2 separate regions of the Mus musculus genome follow, and region 1 is linked to region 2. The links are chromatin loops, found by intact Hi-C in ENCODE. Cell type or tissue: heart. All regions are shown on one strand. Each heading gives the region's core, and the rest is flanking DNA. Links, peaks and the distances in the headings are about the cores only.

Evidence for each region. A loop is a pair of places that touch in the nucleus more often than their neighbours do. Peaks named below come from ENCODE experiments on the same cell type or tissue, not always from the same donor. Only the 100,000 strongest peaks of a DNase experiment are listed, where the experiment ranks them.
Region 1: a loop joins it to region 2, with 8 times the contacts of the local background. A loop is called at or near these places in 7 of 42 quality-filtered maps.

What each region holds. Positions count from the first base shown.
Region 1 is chr1:179,835,507-179,843,841 of GRCm38, reverse strand. No RefSeq gene overlaps it. Among named protein-coding and RNA genes, the nearest start is that of Ahctf1, 36 kb to the right of the region's middle. In heart, for the core only: no CTCF peak of the experiment used is centred there; a DNase peak (open chromatin) is centred at 1,011; H3K27me3 peaks cover 374 bases.
Region 2 is chr1:179,730,265-179,738,599 of GRCm38, reverse strand. It overlaps Kif28 (kinesin family member 28), which reads left to right. Exons shown (of 23, transcript NM_001370897.1): 3 at 2,467-2,670; 4 at 4,202-4,237; 5 at 5,378-5,602; 6 at 7,200-7,354. Among named protein-coding and RNA genes, the nearest start is that of Kif28, 11 kb to the left of the region's middle. In heart, for the core only: a CTCF peak has its summit at 3,314; DNase peaks (open chromatin) are centred at 3,909 and 7,039; H3K4me3 peaks cover 535 bases.

The DNA of each region.
Region 1 (8,335 bases), core at 97-8,096, 110 kb before region 2:
TGTGTGTGTGTGTGTGTATACATGCCTTTGGAGGCCCAAACAGTGCTTCAGATCTTCTGAGGCTAGAGTTACAAGCAACTATGAGACACCCAAAGTGGGTGCTGTGAACTGAATGCAGGCCCTCCAGTAGAGCAGCAAGCTATCTTAACCAGCAGTAGCCCCTAACTATAGGATCTTCTGAAACTCTTCCCCACAGGAACGAGTCACAGATCTATAAGCCTATAAGCAACGAAGGTCAGAAACAGAGCCCAGAAAATCCATATTCCACAGCTCCTGGGAGATGCAGCAAAGATCCTAAGCTTCCCCAGGCACAGATGACTGATTCATGAGGCAGATGACTAAGAAAAATGCCTCTTGTATAAAAGATGTCTGGCCCTAGTTAGTGCCAGAGTCAGAGAGAGGGAAGCATCACTCCTCGTAAGCAGATGAAAACCTGCATTCTCTTTTTTTCCTTAAAATTTTTATGTATATGTGTCTGCATGTATGTGTGTACATGTGCTTCTATGTACCTATGGAGGCCAGAAGAGAGTATTGGATCCCCTGAAGCCGGATTACGGTAGCTGGGAGTGCCCAGGGTGGGTGCTGGGAGCTGAACTCCAGTCCTCTGCAAGAGCAGTGACCACTCCTGGCTGCTGAACCTTCAATAGACTAGCCAAGGTTAAGGTAATCGGAACCAATCGGAACCACAGCAGAGGTGATGGATTCCTAGAACTGTTGGAAGCAGGAGTCTCAGTATGGACTTGAGGTGACAGAGTTCTTTGACATAGGTCAGTGGGCTCTCGCCATGTTCCTCATAGAAGCTAGATGAGAAAGGGGCCCTTTGATCAGAGGGTATGTGTTGGCATGTCAGTGTCCACCAGGGTGTCCCTGGATCAGGATGAAAACCTGCTCTAACAAGCAGAGCTTGCTCTCCACCCTCCCATGGTCTGGGACCTAATGTTTTGCTGTAAAGAGGGATCCCTCCCTGTAGCCGCAGCCTGGTAACCGGATCAGGAACTTTGTGGCTGGCATCAGGCCCAGGCTATCCTGGAAAGCCATTGAGTAACACATAGAATTGCTAGAAAGACGGAAGTACCAGACCTGAAGAAGACAAAAACAGGAACAAAGAGACAGGCCACTGTATGGGGCCCTTGATCCATGGGGCGGCTCATGAGAGCTCTGCTCACACGGGACATAGTCAACCTGGCCACCAGTGCTGATGTGCATGCGTGTAACTCCGGAGATGGGGCATTGCTGTGGCCCTGTTACAAGTAGGCCACACCCCTTCCCCCCCTTCCTCACTCACCCCCAAACAACTATAACTGGTTCCAATGGTACCTCTAACTGCCTGAGTCTAAAAAGAGAAGAGAAAGAAAGGAATGTCTAGCAAAATTCTTGAATATCCCTCTGTTGTTATACAGTCCAGGATGGCTTCCAACTAACTCATTTTGTAGCCCAGGCTATCCTCAAACTGGCAAGCCTCACCATCCCCGTCTTGGCTAGCTGGGATTGCAAGCATGCACCCCATACCTAGCTTCCCTCTACCTACAGTTAATCTCATTCTTTAGCTTCTCTATTATCAGAATTCTTTCATGCATTCTTAAAACAAATCAACACAAAATAAAAACAAGGCAAGGTCTTGCTATGCTTCCCAGCCTGTCCTCGAATGCTCCTCCCATCTTGGCCTCTCAGGTAGCTGGGACTTATAGATGATGCTACACCCCACATTTCGTGATAACACCTGGGAGCAAGCCCAAAGCCTGGATCATCCACACGAGGGACTCTGCCAGAGATGCACTCCCAGCCCTCTGTGTATGATTTAAAAGAAAGCTCTTCGTTGTCACACTCTCTGATAAACACCACGTCACCTCAACAGATCCCCAAGCCAGCTGTGTGAAGGTCTGCAGCTAACCCATCACAGTTGCCCTGCTCAGGACCACTTTCCTTGGCTGACAGGAGCAACCCGGCTGGGAAGTTATAAATCCTTTCTACCCACAAGAAGTGGCAAGTCTGGTCAGGAACTGAGAAATATAGGGATATATATTAAAATGGATACAAATTATTTGTATCTTTTTTCCATATTTTCCAATTTGGCGAAGAACAGATTTTATTTTTTTTTAACTTTTAAAAATAAGTTTTTATTTTATTGTTGCTTACAATTTTGTGAATTTCTTTTTTTATTATTTTTTTATTTTTTTATTACGTATTTTCCTCAATTACATTTCCAATGCTATCCCAAAAGTCCTCCACACCCTCCCCCCCCCCACTCCCCTACCCACCCATTCCTATTTTTTTGGCCCTGGCGTTCCCCTGTATTGGGGCATATAAAGTTTGCCTGTCCAATGGGCCTCTCTTTCCAGTGATGGCCAACTAGGCCATCTTTTGATACATATGCAGCTAGAGTCAAGAGCTCCGGGGTACTGGTTAGTTCATAATGTTGCACCTACAGGGTTGCAGATCTCTTTAGCTCCCAGATTTTATTTTTTAAGATGTATTATTTTATGTATGTGAGTACACTGTCGCTGTCTTCAGACACACCAGAAGAGAGCATTGGATTCTATTACAGATGTGGCTACTGAGAAATGAACTCAGGACCTCTGGAAGAGCAGTCAGTGCTGTTAACCTCTGAGCCATCTCTCCAGCCCCAAATACATAAATACAAATATAAATATAAATGTAAATATAAATATAAGGAATATGTATGTATATATGTGTATATGTGTATGTAGATATATAGATATATTGTTCTTGACCTCAAGGTTTTCTGTGTTCCTGCCTTCCCCTGTTAGCTTCCCCTGTTAGCCACATCCTTGCTTGATCCCCATTCCCAACCTGCTTCCCCTTTTCCCTCACAGCTTTGCTTGAGACAGCCCCTCAATGAACCCCAAGCAATACTACCCTATCTCAGGCCCCACTTGCAGAGAATAAGGACTTACCACACTTTGCTGACATGATAGTCTTTTACACAGACACACACATGCATACACATGCACACACACACATACACAAACCTGCACCCACACACCGATCCCCTTCTTGTTACAGCTCTACAGTCTAGCATGTCTCTACTTCCCTAGCAGACAGGAAGAGGGGTTCTGGAGCATCCCTGACCAGTGCCAGGCAGACTGGTATTAGCCGATAGTCAGGCAAATGAACGCAGGGCTGCATGTGACATGCCCCAAGGAGAAGCACTTGCCACTACTGTATAAGGGGACTGCACTAATTAGGAGGTCGGGGAAGGTGTTTCTGAGGAAGTGATGCTGAGCTGTTGTGAAGGCTAATCTTAGTTGTCAACAATTTCTCCATCTAATACAGCGGGGAACAAACCTCAGGGATAGGGCCATTCTCAAAGGGTTGAGTCTCTCACATCAATTAATATAATCAAGACAAGCCCCGACAGATTGGCCTACAGGCCAAGCTGATCTAGACAATCCTCACTGAGGCCCTTTTCCCAGTAACTTTAGATTGTGTCGAGTTGACAAAAGAACCCATCATAGGTGTCCTGTTTGTGATCTTGGCTTCTCAGAAGGATCACTGAGTCCAGGAGTTCTAAGGTCAGCCTAGGAAACATAGCAAGACCCTGTCTCAAAATCAAATGAATGAATGGGTGCATAAATAAATATACTTTAAAGTAAAGTTATGCGATTCTGTCTGGAGAAGCAACCGGTGTGACTTGCTTCAGTGAATCATAGGTATCTCTTATTTTTAAAGTTTTTATATGCATGCATGTATAGAGATGAGTATAAAGATACCATTTTTTGTATGTGCAGGGAACACATGTGAGGATGCATGTGGATGCTCAGGTGTGGTCCTTCAAGAGTCATCTGCCTTGTTCTTTGAGGCAGGCTTCTCACGGTACTCACAAGCCCCAGGGATCCTTCTGCCTTTGTCTTGCAGCAGTGGGAGTATAAGCACACACTGCAGCAGTGGGAGTATAAGCACACATTGCAGCAGTGGGAGTATAAGCACACACTGCAGCAGTGGGAGTATAAGCACACACTGCAGCAGTGGGAGTATAAGCACACACTGCAGCAGTGGGAGTATAAGCACACACTGCAGCAGTGGGAGTATAAGCACACACTGCAGCAGTGGGAGTATAAGCACACACTGCAGCAGTGGGAGTATAAGCACACACTGCAGCAGTGGGAGTATAAGCACACACTGCAGCAGTGGGAGTATAAGCACACACTGCAGCAGTGGGAGTATAAGCACACACTGCAGCAGTGGGAGTATAAGCACACACTGCAGCAGTGGGAGTATAAGCACACACTGCAGCAGTGGGAGTATAAGCACACACTGCAGCAGTGGGAGTATAAGCACACACTGCAGCAGTGGGAGTATAAGCACACACCAGACACCAGGCTTTTGAGATAGGCGCTGGGGATTAATCTCAGATCTCACACTGGGGTCTCATCCTAGCCTCATACCTATTTTCTTTAGAATGTTTCTTACAGCCAGACGTGGTGGCGCACGCCTTTAATCCCAGCACTCAGGAGGCAGAGGCAGGTGGATTTCTGAATTCGAGGCCAGCCTGGTCTACAAAGTGAGCTCCAGGACAGCCAGGGCTACACAGAGAAACCCTGTCTCGAAAAACAAAAAAACAAAAAACAAAACAAAACAAAACAAAAACAAAAACAAGAACAAAAAGGGATGTTTCTTACATTTATTTATTTATCTTGTATGAGGACATGTGTTTGATCAAACGCCATGGCCTGTGTGTGGAGGTCAAAGGACAACTTGTGGGAATCTGTTTCTTCCTTCCACAGTGTGGGTCCCAGGGACTGAACTCAAATCCTCAGACTTGCAGCAAGAACCTTTACTCACTGAGCCATTTGCTAGGCATATATTTACTGATTTACATGAAAAAGGTCTCTTGTAGCCTAGGCTGGCCTCAAACTCATTAAGTGTCTGAGGACAACTTTGAATTTCTGATCCCCCTGCCTTCATCTCCCAAGTACTGGGTTTACTCCCAAGTGCCTGTTTCTATGAGGTTCTAGATGAAATCCAGCATTTTGTGGGAGCTAGGCAAGCACTCTATTAACTAAGTCATATCCCCAGTCCAGACCCCTAATATGTGTTTGTTTGTTTGTTTGTTTATTGAATTACTACAGGCAGAACCTGATCTTATTAACAACATAAGTCCAGGCTTTTCCCCTTCATGGTTTCTGAGAATTCCAGGCTATTCTGCAGTGGCAGTTGACAGGCCTAGACTCTCCACCCTCACTCTAAGAATCCATCCTCTTAGGAGAAACCCTCGACCCTTTAATGCAGTCCCATTGTGGCGAATCCCCAACCATAATTTTGTTTTCATTGCTATTTCATAACTGTAATTTTGCTACTGTTATGAATTATGATGTAAACATCTGTAGGTTTGGATAGTTGTGGTAGATGCCTGTTAACTTCCAGGGGGCGAGACCCACAGGTTGAGAACCACTGTCCTAGGGTTTCCCTATCTCTTACAACAAAAAGTAAATGCTTACCCTCACACACATCTTTGAGACTAGTGGGAGGCAGCACCTGTCCATTTATCCATTCTAAACTGCCTCCAACTGGTTCTGATTCTTCTCAACTACGTGTTTTAACAAGCCAGGGCCTCTGGAGCTAAGGTTTGTTCATCTTTGCACTCACCCCTGTCCTCAGCATCTAGTTAACTCTCAGTCTCCAGAGAGGGCTTTATTAATTTCCTCATCCAAAGTTTTGTCTGCCACTGCCTACATACCACCACCTCGATTATCTTCATTATCCCTAGCACTCAGACCTATCACAGGGGACAGGAGCCTAGTGCATGGGAGAGAGAGAGAGAGAGAGAGAGAGAGAGAAAGGCAAGAAGGCAGGAAGGCAAGAAAGAAAGAAAGAAAGAAAGAAAGAAAGAAAGAAAGAAAGAGAGAGAGAGAGAGAGAGAGAGAGAGAGAAAGAAAGAAAGAAAGAAAGAAAGAAAGAAAGAAAGAAAGAAAAAGAAAAAAAAAGAAAGAAGAAAAAGTATTTATTGAGCACCAAGTATATGCCAGAACATAGGCTAAGTGCAAATGACCCTGAGTCATGGAAACTATATTTTAAGAGGGAAAAACATGATTTTTTTAAAAAAGCAAATAAATAAGTAAATAAATAATAAATAACGAGGCCAGGCATGACCTTTAATCCCACCACTCAGGAGACAGAGGCAGGCAGATCTCTTTGAGTTCAAGACCAGCCTGGTTTACTCCTTCTAATGGCAAATTGAATCCAATTTGTAGGGCTTTTCCCCCCTTTTGCTTTGTTTGTTTGTTTTTAGAGACAGGGTTTCTCTGTGTAACAGCTCTCTGTCTGTCTGGGAAGTTGCTTTGTAGACCAGGCTGGCCTCAAACTCAGAGATCCACCTGCTTCTGTGTCTTGGTTAGGGTTTCCATTGCTGTGAAGAGACACCATGGCAACTCTTAGAAGGGCAACATTTCATTGGGGCTGGTTTACAGGTTTAGAGATTCAGTTCATTATCACCAAGGTGAGAAACATGACAGTGTCTGGGCAGGCATGGTGCAGGAGGAGCTGAGAATTCTACATCCTCACCTGAAGGCCTCCAGGAGAAGGCTTCCAGGCAGCTAGGAGGAGGGTCTTAAAGCCTATCCTATAGTGACTCACTTCCTCCAACAAGGCCACACCTCCTAATAGTGCCATTCTCTGGGCCACACCACCACATTCTGCCTCCTGAGTGCTGTGATCAGACATGCAACACCACCGCCCAGCCCTGTATTTTTCTAATGTGCACTGGACCCGCCTCATCCGGACCTACAGAAATGCAATTCCAGGCAGGGACTTCCCTTCTCCAGAGATATCCCTACCAGTCCAACAGCAATCTCACTTCAGAGCTCTTGATTTGCACTCTTCCTACAAACTACTTTTACACATTAATAATCTCTACCACCCACACCTCCGCCACCTCTCTGTGTGTGTGAGCATGCGCGCTCTGGATAGTAAGAATTTTTATCTCCCATCAGCTGTTCCTTGCCATGCTTGACAAGTTTCTTCTTACGGATGCCCAGGTTAATAATCAGGCAAAGCATCAAGGGAAGCCACATGCAGATTTTCTGGAGATGCAGTACTTTTCTCTTCAATACTTTGCCCTATAAACTGCTAGTTGCCTCAAAGTCCTCTGGTTTTTTTCTCCTCAGCTCTTGGGGTTCTGTGTGTGCTCCTGCCTCTCAACTTAGCAGTTCAGAATCTGCCTCCAGGCAAAGACTGGGGTGATCACAGGGCTTATCTTATTTGTTCCATCTCAGAGATCACACTGGGCACTGACTCTGGGTCCCTGTGTAAATACAGTTACTCCCTGTATGTGTCCAGTTTTCTAGTTGTTTATGCCAGAAAGTCAAGTTCCATCTCTCTTTTCCTCACAGCCTAAGTTTCAGTCTAACTCAATATCTAACCTAAAACAGCTGTATTAGAAGATGTATATTCAGAGAGTTTAGGGAGCAGCTCAGTGATGGAATGTTTGTCTGGTGTGCACAAGGACTTGGGCTCAAAAACTGACATAGAAAACAAATACAAATAAAAATAAGAACCTGCTTTCTGATCAGAGCTTTGAAAGCATAGAATCTGAGCTATGGGGATGGTTAATAGTTAAACTATGGTAATGATTAATCTTCACTGTCAAGTTGCTGGGGTTTTTTGTGTTTTATTTTATTTTATTTTGTTTGTTTTTAGACAGGGTTTCACTATATAACCCTGGCTGTCCTGGAACTCACTATGTAGATCACCAGGCTGGCCTCCAACACATAGATGTCCTCCTACCTCTGCCTCCTGAGTGTTAGGATTAAGCAAGTGTTAAACCACTTGTTTAGAATCACCATGGAAATACACACCACTTGGTATGTTGGGGTTCATGAGTTGCTCCACAAACCACACAAACCCCTATCTCAGTCACACAGGGATGGTTTATTGAACATGCATCCTAATACTGATCAGATCAGGGACGTAGCTCAGAATTATCTGAGGCTACAACAACAAACATCTTTCTCTTTCAGCTTATAAAGAAAAAAGCCACAAAATCACAATGAGCTCATATGCAGGTACAGGAAGTGCTGCCCAGTGGTCAGCCCTGACTCAAGCCATTTTAGACATAACAGTTCATATTGACCTTTAACTTGATGGGTCCTACATAAAACATTGTGGAATTTTTAAGATTAACAAACCTCAAATAGAACATACAGAATATAACAGGGTCAGCATGAGCCTGCTCTGAGTCGTTATTTTTCTGTGTCAACAACTGGCAGGCATGGAACAAAATGGGTACAGCTATGCTGGGGGGTTGGGGGGCAGACCTCAACAGGTGTGTCTGTAAGAGTGTTGCCTGGAATGTTTAATTCCAGAGGGAAGACCCATC
Region 2 (8,335 bases), core at 258-8,257:
CCCTCCTTTGGCTTCCAAGGGCACCTGCACACACACACACACACACACACACACACAGACACACACAAAACCCTCTTTTAAAAAGCTGCAGATAGGGCTGGAGAGATGGCTCAGCAGTTAAGAGCACTGCCTGCTTCCTCTTCCAGAGGTCCTGAGTTCAATTCCCAGCAACCACATGGTGGCTCACAACCATCTGTATTGGGATCTGATGCACTCTTCTGGTGTGTCTGAAGACAGCTACAGTGTACTCATATAAATGAAATAAATAAACCTTTTTTTTAATAAAAAAAGCTGCAGATAACCTCATTCAAATACATTTTGAGTAAAAAGTACAGACACAGTGTTCTTGAAAACTATAAGCCCAATTCCGTTAATCCTAGCGATCACAGAATCCTTACAGTACAGTAAACCTTTATTATCTTTGTTTGCTTGTTTTGTTTGTTTGTTTGTTTGTTTGTTTGATACAGCATCTCGTTATTTAGCCCTGGCTAGCCTAGAACTTACCATATGGACCAGGCTGGCCTCAAACTCACAGAGCTCCTCTGACCCTGCCTCTCAGATGCTGGTATTAAAGGCATGTGGCTTTTTAGTCCTTTCTATAAGAAATAAATAGTATTAAAATTGGTTATTGTAACGTTTCCCTTAGTAAATCAGACTGTGTTGGTGTGTGTTTCTTTCTCAGAATTAAAAATAATACAAATGCCGGGTGTGGTGGTGCACACCTTTAAGGCAGAGGCAGGCAGATTTCTGAGTTCGAGGCCAGCCTGGTCTACAAAGTGAGTTCCAGGACAGCCAGGGCTATACAGAGAAACCCTGTCTTGAAAAAGAAAAAAGAAAAAAAGAAAAAAAAAAGAAAAGAAAAGAAAAAAAGAAAGGAAAAAACCCAAATTCTATGGCTGTATATATTCTAACAAATAGTCCCAGGATGCTCCCTGTCTTACCTTTTGAGAGCTATTGCTTGTGACCAACATGGAAAGGAGCCAGGCCACACCCTGTCTTTTGAACAATCATGGACACAGTATTATTTGATTCTACTTTTAAAAAAATGTTTACTCAACAGGTGGTGGTGGCTCACACTTTTAATCACAATACTTGGGAGGCAATGGGAGGACGATCTCTGAGTGTTCGAGGCCAGCCAACCTGGTCTACAAATGGAGTCCAGAACAGCCAGGGCTCTCTTACACAGAGAAACCCAGTCTCGAAAAACAAGCAAGCAAACAAGCAAGCAAACAAACAAAAAGTTTCCATTTTTTCCCCTGTTTCTATCTCCCAAAGAACTCTACCACCATGCCTGCTTTTAAAGGTTTGTTGTTGTTGTTGTTGTTGTTGTAATATATTTAATATAGGCGCTGGAGAGGTAGCTAAGAGCATTGGCTGCTCTTCTTCAGAACCGGGGTTCAGTCTCAGCAGCCACCTGATGGCTCACAGCTGTCTGTAACTAAGGTTCTATGGTATCAGATGGCCTCGTCGGGTCTCCAAGGACACCAGGTGGCACATATGTGGTGTCTAAACATACATGTAGGCAAAATACCCATGTACATAAAATGATACAAATTTAAACATATTTTATGAGATATTTTTATTATTTTTTTTAGAATTTCACGCATGCATATTTGTATTTTTATGGTACTCACCCCTTACTCCTCTGCCTAAACTTCTAGATCCATCCACACCCCACTCACTCTCCAGCTGTCTCCTTATTTATTTATTTATTTATTTATTTATTTATTGACTCCCCCAGAGACAAGTTCTGGCTATCCATATGTTCAGGAGTGTGGGGCCATTGGCTGGAGCCTCTCCACTTACCAGGGGTCACACCCTCAAAGAGAATTGTCTTCCCCTAGAATCCATCCACTGTCAGTATGCTCTACTGTGTGTGCGGCTCTTGAGCCCCTAGCCCTCTGTGCTGGAGTAGGGACTGGCCTGTTGTTGTGCAGGTCTGGGCCTATGAGATGAGTGTAGTGGTCCTTCTTGGGTCCTCCCTGACGTCTGTCTGGCTCTCACTGTCTTTCTGTTCCCTCTCTTCAGTGGTCACTGAGCCTTGAGGGGAGGGTTGTTTCTTAGAGTGTATCATTAGGCCGCTTTCTGTTTGTATAAAAAGCACCTGTGATAACCCAATTTGAATCAAGACTTCAGTGTTGTAGGCCATTACATTTTCAGCCTGTGGTAAAGTAATGCATTACATTACAGCGGTGTGTGTGGAAGGGGGCGGGGAAACTATAGATTTCATAACAGAAAAAATGAAAGACAGAAAAAGACTAGGGTGTTTTCACAGCCTCCCAACGCTACCAACCTGGAAGCTAAACCTTTGACACATGGACTGTTGTTGGGTGGCACCCTGGATACAAACTGTGGTTCTGTGGAGGGGGCTGTGTTGTGTCAGTGTATGCACAAATGCATATGTGTGTTGAGGAAACTTTCAGGAGAGTCACCGCCACTGGTGACATTTAACGGTATCGTTTCTAGAGCGATGTCTTCCATGATATCGGAAGGGGAATTCTAGACAGTGCCTGGCGAGGCTACAATGCTACTCTCCTGGCCTATGGCCAGACGGGCTCTGGAAAAAGCTACTCCATGATTGGCTTTGGCACAAACAAGGGTCTTATTCCAAGAGTGTGTGAAGAGCTCTTCCAAGCTATTGAGAAGCAAAAGGAAAATCTAGAACCCCAGGTATGCCTTAGTTATTCTAGATTCCCGTCTCCTGGGAATTTTACCTGTTCTTCTCCTTTTTCTTTTTTTTTTTTTAAGATTTATTTATTCATTATATGTAAGTACACTGTAGCTGTCTTCAGACACTTTTTCTTCTCTCTCCAGCCCCACTCACTCGATCTGGCCCAAAGATTTATCTATTATATGTAAGTACATTGTAGCTGTCTTCAGACACACCAGAAGAGGGCGTCAGATCTCATTACAGGTGGTTGTGAGCCACCATGTGGTTGCTGGGATTTGAACTCAGGACCTTCAGAAAAGCAGCCAGTTCTCTTAACCGCTGAGCCATCTTTCCAGACCGAATTTCACCTTTTCATTTTCCACACGTGGAAGGCACCATCGACTGTATTTTCAGGTTTATGCGTGTGTCCTAAAATAGGCAAATATTTATATATTGTATTATGTCATAGACGGTGCTGGGACTTGGACCTACCCTGATTTGGGCATAAACATGGGCTCAGTCTCTGAAGTTCACCCAGGTGCCAAGGGTGGGTCTTACTGTCCCTGGCTCAGGTGCCTCCAGAGCAAGCTTTGAATCCACTGAAAGTCGGTGGCCATCACTAGTGTGACTAGCTCCAAAACATGACAGTAAAATGTCCGCAAACACCCACAGGCACAGTCCTTGCTCTAGATGGCAGCAGAGATCAGACAAAACACAAGAAGACAAGACCCTGCACCTCTTGGTGCAGAGGAGGGGTATTTTTTTTGTTGTTGTTACTTGTTTTGACCAACTGTTGGTTGAATCCATACATACAGAACCAACCTATGGTTTGGTAGTGAGATGCCATTCTAGAAACTTCTGGATCACCTGGGTTAGTTATGTGCAATGAGTCATTTCTATAAAGCCCTTCCTAAAACCCTCCCTCAGCACTGAGTGGCAGAACCCGCCTCCTCTCCCCCTCCCGTCCCCCTCCCGTCCCCTTCCTCTTCCTCTCTCATTCCCTTCTCCTTCCCCTCTCCTTCCAATCTCATTAGTCTTCCTGCCTTAGCCTCCTGAGTGCTGGAATACAGTCCCTGTATGGTGTCCGTTTTGTTGTTGTTGTTTGTTTTGGATCTCTTATGTGAGTATATACATGTGTAAGTGATACAAAGGTACGTGCACACATGTCTGTACAGGTAGGTGTACATGCCTCTGTGCACACTTGTGGAGACCTGAGGAGGACCCCGATGGAGGACCTCCATCACTCTCCACCTTGGTCCCTTGAGAAGGGGAGTTCCCTGGTTTTTATCTAGACTGGCCGGCAGCAAGCCAAGCGCGCCACCTATCGGCAGCCTCCACAATTACAGGTGAGCGCCGGCAGCCCTGGCTTTTTTTGTGGGTTCTGGGATCCAAGCTCAGGTCCTCCTGCTTGAGCAGTGCCTCCCCAGACGATTTTGTGTCTTTTTATAAAATTCATTAAGAACAATGCAGTGTGACACATTTACTAGAGTATGTTAGTGTTTCCCTGTTATGTCTCTTCAAGACAATATTGACTCATTACTCTCTCTACAGGTTATGTTTAGCATGCTGGAAATCTACAATGAACAGGTACCGGGCTCTCTCTCTGTCTCTCTCTGTCGCTCTGTCTCTCTCTGTCGCTCTATCTGTGTGTGTGTGTGTGTGTGTGTCTGTTTCTGTCTGTCTGCCTGTCTCCCTCCCCAGCCTCCTCTGCGGAGAATCAAACCCGGGTCCTCGAACTCACTAAACAGTCTTTACCACTGAGCCACATCCGTCCTGAGAGCCCATGCTCTGACACACATACCTGAGTGACTTCATGAATTACTAACACCAAGGACTCTGGCTGCCTGTCATTCTGTAATGCATGTGCCTCCCCCCCCCCCGCCCCCCGTCGTCTCCCCCCCCCCCCCCCCCGTCCCACTGCCTCTCCAGCACCATCTCAAATCCCTTGTTCTTCACACTGTATGCTTTAGCCACATAGCAGCTGTTTTAGTTACTGTCTGTTGCTGTGGTAAAACACCATAGCCAGGACAATAAACAGAAGAAAGGGTTTCTTTGAGGCTTATAGTTCTGGAGGGTAAGAGTCCGTTACTTTTGCGTCAGGGAGCGTGGCAAAAGGAGGCAGACACGGCGCTGAGGCAGCTGCTGAGAGCTCACATCCGAACCCACCAACAGGAAGCAGAGCCACTGGGGACGTCAAAGCCTAGTCCAGTGGCACACCTTCTTCCACCTCCTACTCCTACCCAGATGGTTCCACCAACTGGGGACCAGCTAGCCAATATCCAAACATAGAAGCCTGTGGAGGCCATGCATGGATCAGGAGGAAGTGCTCACAGCACTCTTAGAAACTCAGACAGGGGGTTCTTGAACATAATTGAGCTGCAATTCCAAAAATAACTGCTCGACTTAAAAGGTAGGTTTCTGGGAGCTGGCAGGACGGCGCAGAGGATGTAGCTGCTTGGTGCCAAGCTTGGTGACCTGAGTTCAGTCTCCTGAACCCACGTAAGGGTGGAAAGAGAACAACGCCTCAAAATTGTCCTCCAACCTCCACACAGTGTTGAAACACTTAACTCAGGTCTAAGGTTGTCTGGTCCCTACAGAAACTCAGCATTCGACTACATCAGGCATATTTACAGAGCATCTAAAATTCCGCAGGCAGTGATCTAACAAGGAAAGAGGTGAAGTCCACCTTAAACACGACCCCAGCCCTTCTTCTTTTTCCTCCCACAGATCAGGGATTTGCTGTCTAGAACCAAAGCTCCCGGAGGCTTAAGAGTCAGGGAGGATCAACAGCTGGGGTTTTTTGTGGAAGGTCTGAAGTGGGTGCCTTGTGAGAATTATGCACAAATTGAAAAGCTGGTGGAGCAAGGATCAAAAATCAGGATGACAGCGTCCACCAACATGAACGCCAGCAGCAGCCGATCCCACATGCTAATCGCCATCCAGTTCAAGCAGGTGGGACCCTCCTCTGCCACAGGCTCCCAGGGGCCGAGTGGGGGTGGTGCAGTGAATCCTTCCAGAGTGGACCAGTGGGCTGAGGTAACGGCTTCCAACCATAGACCATGGAAAGAGGTGAGGGCTTTGCTCTCCCTATCTATCCCTCAATTAGGCTGTCCCATTACTTGTGGTGAAACTGTCTTACGAGTCACAAGCCCTCAGAGTGCCCACAGGACAAGGCTGGTTGGTTTTCCTCAAGTAAATTCTACACTTTGAGGAATGAATTTTGAGTCCGAGTTGGTAAGGGTCATGAGCCCCTGTGATATAAGTAGAGAATTTAGATTAGCAGGTCCATGGACACCAGTCTGAGGACCAGACATGAGCCAAGGGCGTAGCCAGTTGCTAAAGCACTTCCTAAGATTCTGTCTAAGATGAAAATCCCTGTAACATCCACTAACTAAAGCCTCTGGTAAACAAGAGAGGATTTATCTTTTCCAATCTCCTTGATGGGAGTCAGGATATCTCTAAGTAACTTCCCAAAGTTGTTCTAGAAGCATTGCTCCTATATCCTGGGTGAATGCCACAACCAGCTGTGATTCCACAGGCCCTTTCCATGCTGGACCAGCAATGGAGGAAACCATCATGTTCACACCGGGAACAGAGGAGATTATCTTCCCAACCCTCAGTTTCCTCTTCTGTAAAATGGGCTGATAGCTCTGTTCTCAGGCATGTTGGGAGGCTGAAATGAAGTACTGCCTTTTGAAGAGGAAGATAAAGCTCTCGCTGTGCAAGCAGGAGGGCCAGGGTTCAAGTCCCCAGTTGCTACATGAAGAGCGAGGCGTGTTCTTCTAATCCTAGCATTGAGGAAGCAGAGACAGGAGGATCACGGAGGCTTAGTTGTGTGTTTAAGTGTGTATGTGTGTATGTGTGTATGGAGCAGTTGAGGAAGACATCCGATAGCAACTCCCATCTTCTGCATGGACACTCATGACTCATGCATGTGTACCTGTGTATGCACACACATACAAGCATATATGAGAACATGCATGCACAAATATGCACATGTACAGAAACACAGACAGAGAGAGAACAAGAGAGAGGGAAAGAGGGAGGGGGAGGGAGAGGGAGGGGGCATTTTGTACATTTTAAATGCCTTTTCCTGGATGAACATAATCACGTTAGTATAATGCGCTTACTGCACATGTGGTTCTCCCAGTTATTTGAAGTTCTTATTTTAGGGTCAAGGGGAAATCTCTGTGAGTTGGAAGCCAGCCTGGCTTGCACAGTAAGTTCCAGGACAGCCAGGGCTACACTGAGATACTCTGTCTCCAAAACAAAGCAAAACAACAATGAAACAAAATGCTTGTCCAACGCTTGCTGTCCACTATGTCTCTGCAAAAGAGCTTTGCAGAACTGGAGAGGGGCGGCAGGACACTTGGACCTGGGAGGGTAGCACTGCCCCTATCAACTGTCCCTGCACAAGGACAGACCCTCAGTGCCAACTGTCATTGGTCTATTATTTTTGGAGCCTGAGTTAACACCTTCATTGTAAGCCTGTGGACCAGTCTGTCTCCTGGGCTTCAACCTAACAGCCTGAGGTGTCGTGTCTCTACAGGTTTTCCTGGACACAGCTCTCACCAAACGGTCCAGCATCAACATGGTGGACTTGGCGGGAAGCGAGAGGCAGAGGTCATCAGGGTCTGAAGGAGACCGTCTGAGGGAAGGATCAAGGGTCAATTTAAGCCTAACCAGTTTAGGGAACGTCATCAGGTATGTGACGAGCGTACAGATATCCATAGAAGCTACTCTTCTATTGTTCTGAAGAGACATCATGACCAAAGCAACTTATAGAGGACATAGTTTATTGGGCACATATGGTTTCAGAGGATAAGACCATGACCCTAATGGCAGGGAACATGGCAGCAGACAGACAGGCATGGCACTGGAGCAGCCGCTGAGACTCACATCTTGATCTAGAAACAGGAGGTGGAAAGAGCTAACTGAAATGGTGTGGGCTTTTGAAACCTCAAAGCTAACGCCCAGTGACACACCTCCTACTAGACCTCCTAATCCTTCCCAGTTTCACCAAATGGGGACCAAGATTTAAACATATGAGCCCTGGGGACAATTCTCATTCAAACCAACACAACATAACATTAACTATGACAGTGAAGATCCACTGGTGATGCTCCAGTTCTGTAGTGAGCCCAAGACCGGGATCTCAACCCCAGCTCCAAAACCTACCAAGGTCAAAGAAAGAGGATTAAATTAATAATAACCTTTACTTCGCAACTCATTGGCACCAGCGGCTCATGCCCTGCCCTCCTGTATATTTAAAACTAATTAATGCCTAACAAAATAACACTAATAAAATAAGTATTCACCTGACCGACACAAGAACTAGTCAGTGCAGAATTCTTTTCCCGTCTTCTCCTCTTAGAGGCTCCACCCCTCTCCCCCTCCCCCCACACTGTTCCTCCTTTCTTTCTTTTTGTTTTCTTTTCATGTTCGTGGGCACACCTGTGAGTGGATATGTGTGCACATGTGCACACCTATGTGCAGAGACCAGAGATGTAGGGTGTCTTCCTCAACTCTCTCCACTGTATTTACTGAGGCACGGTTTCTCAGTGAAGACAGAGCTGGCTGGTTCAGCGAGTCTAGCTAAGCAGATTCCCAGGGGTCCCTGGGGAGATTCCTTGTCTCCACCCCACAAGCTCTGCAGTGCTGCCACACCTGGCTTTTCGGTGGGTG